2 separate regions of the Homo sapiens genome follow, and region 1 is linked to region 2. The links are chromatin contacts, found by Hi-C or POLR2A ChIA-PET in ENCODE. All regions are on one chromosome and are shown on one strand. Each heading gives the region's core, a stretch centred on a gene start or an enhancer-like site at or near the end of the contact. The rest is flanking DNA. Distances are from core to core; before and after follow the strand shown. Region 1 has its middle 7.5 kb from the start of FCGBP. Region 2 has its middle 14 kb from the start of LEUTX.

Evidence for each region. A loop is a pair of places that touch in the nucleus more often than their neighbours do. ChIA-PET counts read pairs that join two places held with the same protein, here RNA polymerase II (POLR2A). Pooled maps may share reads with other maps.
Region 1: a pooled map shows a loop between it and region 2 (2.6-fold over the local background). The contact joins two enhancer-like sites. A Hi-C loop is called at or near these places in 2 of 168 maps with a recorded cell type or tissue (G401 and Panc1) and 2 of 50 pooled maps. POLR2A ChIA-PET finds 5 or more read pairs at or near these places in 2 of 52 experiments (PC-9 and activated naive CD4-positive, alpha-beta T cell).

Annotation. Positions count from the first base shown.
Region 1 is chr19:39,939,518-39,944,759 of GRCh38, reverse strand. It overlaps the pseudogene PRR13P5. Among named protein-coding and RNA genes, the nearest start is that of FCGBP, 7.5 kb to the right of the region's middle. RefSeq lists enhancers at 778-1,278, 2,822-2,911, 3,012-3,091. Within about 2 kb of position 3,424, at least 12 of the 41 ENCODE cell types and tissues checked have a DNase peak (open chromatin) inside an H3K27ac peak, as active enhancers do.
Region 2 is chr19:39,790,286-39,795,415 of GRCh38, reverse strand. No RefSeq gene overlaps it. Among named protein-coding and RNA genes, the nearest start is that of LEUTX, 14 kb to the right of the region's middle. Within about 2 kb of position 2,040, at least 2 of the 41 ENCODE cell types and tissues checked have a DNase peak (open chromatin) inside an H3K27ac peak, as active enhancers do.

The DNA of each region.
Region 1 (5,242 bases), core at 2,175-4,674, 150 kb before region 2:
TGCCTGGCTAATTTTTTGTATTTTAGAGATGGGGGTTTCACCGTGTTAGCCAGGATGGTCTTGATCTCCTGACCTTGTGATCCACCCGCCTCGGCCTCCCAAAGTGCTGGGATTACAGGCGTGAGCCGCCGCGCCCAGCCACTGTACCTTCTATCTCACTGTAACCTCTTCCTTTTAGTCTGGGTGCAGGGTACCTGGAGTCACAATAGCCCTAGGCATATAGTGGACCAGGTGAGGCAGGCCCTGGAAAGGCTAAAAACCTCCCTCAATTCTCTTGCTAATGTGGTGTTGGACAACTGCTAGGCCTTACCCTCCATAACTTGGGCCTTACCCTCCATAACTTGGTTCCTTCCTTTCTTAAGCCCTTATTAGCTATCTTTCTTCTTTTAATCTTTAAACCATGCTTCTTTAACCTGCTGGTAAAATTTGTGTCTTTCAGACTACAATAGTTTCATGTCAAGTTAATCATTGTGCAAGACTTCTAGGTTACTTATTAGCTGAACAGGAAGATGTTTGTACAGTCACCATACCTCCTGCTGCACTTGGATAAATACTACTGGGCGAGTAGAGGTTAACACCCAGGCAATTTACAATCAGGAAATTGGTTACACTCTTTTGATAAAGGAAGTCAACTTAGTGTACAATGCTGTCAGATGAACCTTACCCTTGTAAGGCTTGTAACTTGGTTCCTCCCTTTCTTAAGCCCTTATTGGCTATCTTTCTTCTTTTAATATTTAAAGTTTTTAATCTTTAAATTTTTAATTTTTAAACCATGCTTGTTTAACCTGCTGGTAAAATTCACGTCTTTCAGACTGTAATGCTTTCATGCCAAGTAAATGGTCTTGCCAGGCTTCCAGCCTGTTTCAGAGACCACTAGCCCAGAGCCGTATCAGCCCCTTCAGCAAGCCATAAGAAATTTCTACTCCTCCTGGAAATAGATGTAGAGACTATGTCCATGCTTAGCAGGAAGTAGTTCCAGAAGAGACCTTTGCTCCTTAAGAATAAGGAGAATGAGGACTGCGAAGGAGAACGCAGCAAGCCCAGGCGGCGGTGGAAAGGCTGGAGGACACACCTAAACATGTGGAATCCCAATGCCGGGCAGCCAGGGCCAAATCCATATCCCCCCAATATTGGGTGCCCTGGAGGTTCCAATCCTGCCCACCCACCACCTATTAATCCACCCTTTCCCCCAGGCCCCTGTCCTCCTCCCCCAGGAGCTCCCCATGGCAATCCAGCTTTCCCCCCAGGTGGGCCCCCTCATCCTGTGCCACAGCCAGGGTATCCAGGATGCCAACCGTTGGGTCCCTACCCTCCTCCATACCCACCGCCTGCCCCTGGAATCCCTCCTGTGAATCCCTTGGCTCCTGGCATGGTTGGACCAGCAGTGATAGTGGACAAGAAGATGCAGAAGAAAATGAAGAAAGCTCATAAAAAGATGCACAAGCACCAAAAGCACCACAAGTACCACAAGCATGACAAGCATTCCTCCTCTTCCTCCTCCTCTTCCAGCAGTGATTCTGACTGAATACAGGCCCTGGACCCTTCCCTCAAGTCCCACCAGTTCTGCTCTCCCATCAAGCTTCAGATGCCACGTTGTACTGGGGGAATGTAGCCCTTGTGCTCCCCACCCCCTACCTCCACCTGAGCCTCACCCTGCTGTTGAGCCCTGAGTGGCTAGGGGAAATAGGAAGAGGATTGCCATGGCCTGGCCATCTTGTTGCTGCTTGGAGAGATCATATAGCTAATGAATTAGGCAGGGGAGCTATTTTTTGAAGATGATGAACTAAATGTTGAAGACAAGTTTGAGATCTGTAAAATGTGATTTTTTACTTCCACTTATAATACTTGTGATTGGGGAGGTTTGTGGAAATTCAATTATGATGAAAAACCTCTATCTTTTTTGTAATGTTGGCATACTTGGGGGATTTAGTGGCAAATACATTCCCCAGCAGGCCTTTTGTTGGTTGCACTAACTGCAAGGTTGCTGGGAAGTAGAGTCCATTTGGTTGATGAGCTTTGACTGCGGTTTTGGAACCTTACCTCTCCTCCTTAGCCCAATATGCTGTCTCGGGTCCTATTCAAATAAAGTTATTTCTCCTGGTCTAAAAAAAAAAAAAAAAAAAAAAAGAATAAGGAGAATGAAATCTCTTGGCTGGGAGTGAGACAGCTGGCTGGCTTCCTATTTTGAGGTGGTTTAGTGAAAAAGAACAAAAGCCCCTTACTCAAGCTGTAGCTTGTCTGCAGCAGGATAATTAAGGAATCAGAGAGACCGTGGGGTTGAGGAGGAATTATTTAATTATTCAGGTGCACCGACCCAGTCAGATTAACATCCAAAGGACTGAGCCCTGAACAAAGAGTCAAGCTACCTTTTAAGCATTTCGTGGGGCTGGGGGAGATCTGTGCAGGGGGAAGCATATCACAGAAGTGAGAAACAAAGACAGTCATTCAATTGAGACATGCATTATATCATTTTTTTTTCAAGGAACAGCATGTTTTACGACTTGAGATTATCTGTCTAGTGATCTTACAGCTGCACAGCTAGAGAAACAGAGTCTTCACAATGCCTGGGAAAGGGAGAGATAAGGCTCACTAGCCATAGAAAAACAGGCAGTTAATTTTAAAGGACTCCAGCTCTTTCTCTTCCTCAGGGGGAATTGGGTTTTCTTACATACAACTAAGTTTTGCTTACACATTCTTTATTTCTTTTAATTCCTGTTCTATACCTAACCTCCAGCCAGTCAGCATCAGAGGCCCAAGAAGCTATTAACCACAAGTTCCTGCTTTAGGGGCTTAGGGACTTCCCCAGGAAGCCACAGGAACAGCTTAGGTTTCAACTTACAGTGATAATTTCCTTATTTCAATGCTAAAAATCATGCTCAGAGGTAGAGATTTAAAATGCCAATATTACATGCAATGTATGAAAAACCATGTTGAACCATTGTGCAGGCGCCAAGAAATCCCTTGTTAACACATGATGACAGGCACATCATGGCATCTGGACCCCTACAAGACAGATCGACTTGCTCCCTGTGGGGAGCAGCCTACCCTTTTCCTTTCACGGTGCTGACCTCCCTTCTGCACAAACGGAAACAAACTTTTTTTTTTTTTTCTCTTTAATACTGTGTCTGGTAATCTCACTTGATTTCTATCTTAGGAGACTACAACAAGCCAGGATGATGGTAACATCTCTGTCAAGATGACATAGATTTATTTTTCCTGGCTCCTCTCTGCTAAAAACCCTGGAATAACATAACAGACATTCTTAAGAGGACTCTGAAAGATAAAAAGAAGGAAAACTGACAAGGGCCTTAGAACTCGAGAAACATCTCAGTGGCCCAGCATCTCTCAATTTCCCACCCAACGACAGGACGTGGTCTAGATCCAGCATCTCCCCAGCCCCCTATCCAGCGGCAGAAAGCACCCAGGTAGGTGCTTTCCCCACCCTAGTGGATGGCAGAGATGAAGGAAGAGCCCTGCTGGCACCACGCAGCCCAGGGAAGTACTCTCCACCCTTTTGTGCCAGTGTCTCCTACTCCTAACGTAGCAGCACCAAGCAGGCCCCAAGAAAATGCTTTTAACCTCCATTGGTGGTACTAACAGGAATTGGGTATGAGCTCAACCAGCACCAGGCAAATGAAATAGACCGGAATAATAATGCAAGGGCTCTGAAAACTAAATTGTCATTGGAATCATAGCACACAAAAGTAGGCCAGGACCTGCATGCTAACCTAAAAACAGTGACTGCTAAAATGGAAGAGTTAAATAGGATCCAGGGTCTCCTCTCATAATACCAGAAATGTCCAGGATATAATTTAAAAATCATACATAATATGAACAACCAGAAAAATCACAACTTGAATGAGAAAAGCCAATCAACAATCTAACACTGAGATGAAAGATTTTAGAATTATCTGACAAAGATCTAAAGTAGCCATCATAAAAATGTTTCACCAAGCAAGTAGAAATTCCTTGCAAAGATGGGAAAGAAAAGAAAATCTCACCAAAGAAATGGAAAGTATGTTCTTAAAGAATCAAATGAAAATGATAAAACTGAAAAATACAATAACTAAAATAAAAACTCACTGGAAAGGCTCAAGAGCAGAGCAACTATGACAAAGGAAATAAGAAGTGAACTTGAAGATAGAACAATAAAAATTACCCAATCCAAAAAACAGAGAGACAATCAACTTTAAAAAAGAGAAACAGAAAATGACTAACAAGGGCTCAGAGAACCTGCAGGACAATTATAAAATAGCTAACATTTGTATTATCAGATTAACAGAAGGAGAAAAGAAAGTGGGGCTGAAAAATATTTGAAGAATAATGACCAAACCTTCCCAAATTTGGCAAAAGACATAAACCTACAGATGCAAGAAGCTAAACAGAATAAATCTGACGGATTCCATGCCAAAACACAGTATAACTAACTTATGAAAACAAAGGCAAACAATGAAACTATCTTGGAAGCAGCTAGAGAGGAATTATAAATTGTCTATAGGGAACACTGATCAAATGACAAAAAATTTCTTATCAAAAACCATGGAGAAGAAAGCCTGGAGCAATACTCTTCAAGTGCTGAAAGAAAATAACTATCTGCTGAGAATCTTTTTTTTTTTTTTTTTGAGACAGTCTCGCTCTGTCCTCCAGGCTGGAATGCAGTGGTGTGCTTTTGGCTCACTGCAACCTCCACCTCCCAGTGATTCTCCTGCCTCAGCCTCCCAAGTAGCTGGGACTACAGGCGCCCGCCACCATGCCCGGCTAATTTTTGTACTTTTATTAGAGACAGGGTTTCACCATGTTGGCCAGGCTGGTCTGGAACTCCTGACCTTGTGATCTGCCCGCCTCAGCACCCCAAAGTGCTGGGATTACAGGCGTGAGCCACTGTGCCCAGCCGAGAATCTTATATGCAGCAAAACTATCTACGGGGTATGAAGAAGAAATAAAAAGCTTTTAGATGAAGGAAGACTACAAGACTTTGCCGTCAGCAGAATTATTTTTAGAGAATGATTAAAGGAAGTTCTCCAAAGTCCAAATGATTACAGGAAAAGGCTCAGAACTTTAGAAAGGAAGGAAGAACAGCAGAATGGACAAAAATAGTGATAACTATAGCAGATTACCCTTCTCATGAGTTTTTAAAAATCGTAGTTGGTTGAAGCAAAAATTATAGTATTATCTGATGTCTATAGGAAGAGACAATACTTAAAATAGTTATATGTGTATACACACACACGCATATGTATAA
Region 2 (5,130 bases), core at 791-3,290:
TTATCACAACAACTTTATGATGTAGACATTAACTGTTATTATCTCAATTTCCCAGATGAGGAAACCGAAGCTCAGAGAGGTGAATCACTTGCTCAAATTCATCCAGGTAGAAGTTGCAGAGATGGGACTCTCATTTAGGCTAACCTCTTGGTCCAGGGCCTTAACCACAACTGTGTCATCTCAGGTGGAGGAAAGAGAGAAGTGAAGCGCCTGGGGGCTGGTTGCAGAGAGGAAGTGGCTAACGTTACCCCAGCACTTCTTGACACTTACACTGAGACATGCAGCAGAAGGGACCAGTTTCCAGTCACTCTTCCCGCTTCCCACTGAAGTCACCCTCCAGGTCCCCCTTTGCTTTAACCAAGAGGCTTCAAACTGTCAAAGGAGAAGGCATTATAAAAGTCAAGCCAGGCGTGGTGGCTCACAGCTGGAATCCCAGCTACTCAGGAGGCTGAGGAGGGAGGATGGCTTGCAGCCAGGAGTTCGAGGCCAGCCTGAGAAACATAATGAGACCTCATTTCCTGAAGAAAAAAAAAAAAAAGAGAGCAGGTGGGGTGGTATGATGTTCTCTGAACATCTCTTCCCTGGGACTCCTCTCTTGGCACCCTTTCCCCTGAGCTTTAGAAGAGTGCCCAATTTTTTTGTCCATCGAGCAGTGTAATAAACCTACTCTCAAAAATTAAGACAGTTCGGCCGGGCACAGTGACCCATGCCTGTTAATCCCAGCACTTTGGGAGGCAGAGGCGGGTGGATCACGAGGTCAGGTAATCGAGACCATCTTGCCAACATGGTGAAACCCCGTCTCTACCAAAAATACAAAAATTAGCTGGGTGTGGCGGCGCGTGCCTGTAATCCCAGCTATTCGGGAGGCTGAAGTGGGAGAATCACTTGAACCCGGGAGGCGCAGATCGCAGTGAGCCAAGATCACGCCACTGCACTCCAGCCTGGCAACAGAGCGAGACTCTGTCTCAATAAATAAATAAATAAATAAATAAATAAATAAATAAATAAATAAAAATTAAGACAGTTCATTAAGCAGACGTGGAGACGGCCTGGAGTATGATAGGATTTTAGGATTTTTTTTTAAAGGCAGGAGACAAAGTTGTTAATCACAATTTGCCCATTATGTAGACTCTATGTGAATACAGACATGGAGAGGGCCAGGGAAAGAAGGAGACAGTTGCTTTGGGCATTGTAAGAAAACTCACTCTTCAATAGATGCTCTCTCTCTCTCTTTTTTTTTTTTTTTTTTTTGAGACAGAGGAGTCTCCCTCTCTCGCCTAAGCTGGAGTGCAGTGGTGCGATCTCGGCTTACTGCAACCTCCGCCTCCCAGGTTCAAGCGATTCTCCCACCTCAGCCTCCTGAGTAGCTGAGCTGGTATTACAGGCGAGGGCCACCACGCCTGGCTAATTTTTGTATTTTTAGTAGAGACAGGGTTTCACCATGTTGGCCAGAGTGGTGTCGAACTCCTGACCTCAGGTGATCCTCCAGCCTTGGCCTTCCAAAGTGCTGGTATTACAGGTGTGAGCCACCGTGCCCTGCCTTCAATAGATAGTCTTAAACAAAAACCTTAACAAAATAATCAGAGATATTGAGGGTTTTAAAAGAAATCTTTAGCATTTCAAAGGTTTGGACGAGGGGGATTGGATACATTTTTAAAATAAATTTTTTATTTTAGAATGGTTTTAGATTTACAGAAAAATTAAGGAGACAGTACAATTACGATTTGTCGGAATGTATAGCAGAATTTGCCCATAAAACCTTCTAGGACTTTCTTAGATCTTTTACTTCCTTTGTAAGTTCTTTGGTTATTGGTCCATTCAGACTTCCTATTTTTTCGTAGACTAATTGTTGCCATTAAAACTTCCATGAAGAATCTTCCATTTTCATCTTCATTTAAATTTTTAGGTTTAAAAAAAAAAAAAAAGAACCCTCTGCCTCCCCAGGCCCCTGGGGATCCAACCCTCGCTCCTGATTGGACATCAAGGATAAGGGGTGAGGCTTAAGCGCTGAGTGACATATTGAAAGTCGAGCGGGGAACTTGGACAGAACCTCTTGTTAGAAAGCAGGTTGGGGCGGCCGGGTCAACTCGTGTTTCCCGACCAGTTTGTGGACCTAGGAAACAGGGGTCCCTGTGCACAACAGGAGTGCTGCCCACCGGCAGGAGATGGCACAGAGGACCACAGCCTGGCTCAGTTCCCCTGCAAACATCATCCCAAGCGCCCCGCGCGCTTTCATGGGATGTTCGCGGAGCGCCCCCTGGAGCTCAAAGGCTGGTGGTGACCCTGGAGTTAGGCATCTGGGCTGCTTAATACATTCATTTCCCAAACTCTCAGGACATGGCTTAGCCCCAGGCTTCTGGGATTGCTCCCCAGGATCAGTTCCCACTTCCCAGTCAAGTTCCACCACCACGACCCCTTGCTTCACCGGGGGGTGAGATGCAGCTCACCAATTCCTCCGAAGACAGACATCCCTGTTACATGTAGGGAACAGCTTTTGTTGTTGTTGTTGTTTTAAAAAGCTCCCACCACACCTGCCACCAACAATTCTCAATGTTTTATTTTTCTTAAATGTTCATGCAAACAGAATAACAAAGTAAACAACCGTGTACTCACTATTTCACCGCTTAATACAGTCGTTTATTAAATTTCAGAAGTAAGCTATGCTCACCATAAAAAATGCCTAAACATTACGAAAGTCAAAAGCAAAACTCCAGGCTGTGGTCTTATCCTCCAGCTCATAGGGTCCCTTCTAGAGAACGTGGTTGTATTTGCAAATCTGCACTCAGAGGATGGGTGGGTTACAAGAGAGCACTCTATACCAGGGGTCCCCAACACCCCCGCTCCCCACCCCCACAGACGGGTACCCATGGTGGCCTGTTAGGAACCAGACCGCCACAGCAGGAGGTGAGCAGCGGGCCAGCCAGCAAAGCTTCATCTATATTTGCAGCCACTCCCCATCGCTGGCATTACAGCCTGAGCTCCGCCTCCTGTCAGGTCAGCTTGGGCACTAGATTCTCACAGGAGCGCAAACTCTATTGTGAACTGCGCATTCGAGGGATCTAGGTTGCATGCTCCTTATGAGAATCGAATGCCTGATGATCTGTCACTGTCTCCCATCACCCCCAGATGGGACCATCTAGTTGCAGGAAAACAAGTTCAGGGCTCCCATTAGATTTGACATTATGGTGAGTTGTATACTTATTTGATGATATATTATAATGTAATAATAATAGAAATAAAGTGCACAATAAATGTATTATGCTTGAATTTTCCCCAAACAATCCCCCACCCCAACCCACCCACCCCACCGCTGCCGTCTGTGGAAAAATTTTCTTCCACGAAACCAGTTCCTGGTGCCAAAAACATTGGGGACCGCTGCACCTCACAGTTCCGCAGCTGCTACCATCCTGGTTTATCGATACATCTTGAGGCCTCCAGGTCAGCCCCTGCAGCTTTACCTTCTTGTTTATAGCTGCATAGACTTAGATGGTCAGAGAATAGTCCAGTCTCTGTTCCATCCAGCTTTAGAGCCTCAGCGTTTCTTCACATCAGTCACTTACTTATTAATTATTTAAAGGTTCTTGCTTCTTCTTCCTGAAACTAAAGGAGAGGTACCTGATCAAGTTGAATTTTGCAAAGGTGAGTAGTGACTTTTACAGCTAACTCCTGGGATTGGCTGGTGGAACTCAAGGGCTCCAGCCCTCACTAAGTTCTCTTAGGGAATCATTCATTCCTTTAAGATCAAGCTAGACATTTTTTTTTTTTTTTTGAGACAGAGTCTCGCTCTGCCACCCAGGCTGTAGTGCGGTGGCACGATCTTGGCTCACTGCAACCTCTGCCTCCCAGGTTAAAGCGATTCTTCTGTCTCAGCCTCCTGAGTAGCTGGGACTACAGGCGCATGCCACCACACCTGGCTAATTTTTTTTTTTTTTAAGTAGAGACAGGGTTTCATCATATTGGTCAGGCTGGTCTCGAACTCCTGACCTCATGATCTGCCCATCTCTGCCTCCCAAAGTGCTGGGATTACAGACATGAGCCACGGCGCCCGGCCGAGCTAGACATTTTTTTTTTAAAATTAAGACATTATTATTATAATTTTTTTTGAGATGGAGTTTCACTCTTGTTGTCCAGGCTGGAGTGCAATGGTGCGATCTTGGCTCACTGCAACCTCTGCCTCCTAGCATCAAGCGATTCTCCTGCCTCAGCCTCCCAAGTAGCTGGGATTACAGACATGCACCACCATGCCCGGCTAATTTTGTATTTTTAGTAGAGATGGGGTTTCACCATGTTGGTCAGGCTGGTTTGAACTTCTGACCTCAGGTGACCAAACCACCTCAGCCTCCCAAAGTGCTGGGATTACAGGCGTAAGCCACTGCGCCTGGCAATAGACATTATTTTTTGAAGCAGTTTGAGGCTTACAGAAAATTGAGCAGGTAGTACGCAGTTCCCATATACCACTCAGCCCCTAATACCTTTCCCTATCATTTTGTTCTAAATTTATTTGTTTTTTAAAATTGTATGACTTTATCTTGTACAATATAATGTTTTGAAATATGTATACATTGTGGAATGGTTAAATCTAGCTTATTTATTTATTTATTTATTTTTTGAGATGGAGTTTCACTCTTGTTGCCCCAGCTGGAGTGCAATGGCGCAATCTCGGCTCACTGCAACCTCCGCCTCCAGGGTTCAAGTGATTCTCCTGCCTCAACCTCCTGACTAGCTGGGATTACAGGCATGTGACACCATGCCTGGCTAATTTTGTATTTTTAGTAGAGATAGGGTTTCTCCATGTTGGTCAGGCTGGTCTTCGAACTCTCCACCTCAGGTGATCCTCCTGCCTCAGCCTCCCAAAGTGGTGGGATTACAGTTGTGAGCCACTGCACCTGGCCAAATCAGCTAATTTAAAGAAATGTGTTACCTCACATAGTTATCATCTATTTTTTTGTGGTGAGAACACCTAACATCTACTCTCTTAGCATTTTTCAAGAATGCAATATATCACCATTAATTATAGTCATCATGCTGTCCAATAGATCTCTTGAACTTATTCCTTCTATCTAAATGTAATTATGCATCCTTTGACCAGTGTCTTCCCAACTCCCCTTTACCCCCAATGACCCCAGATTC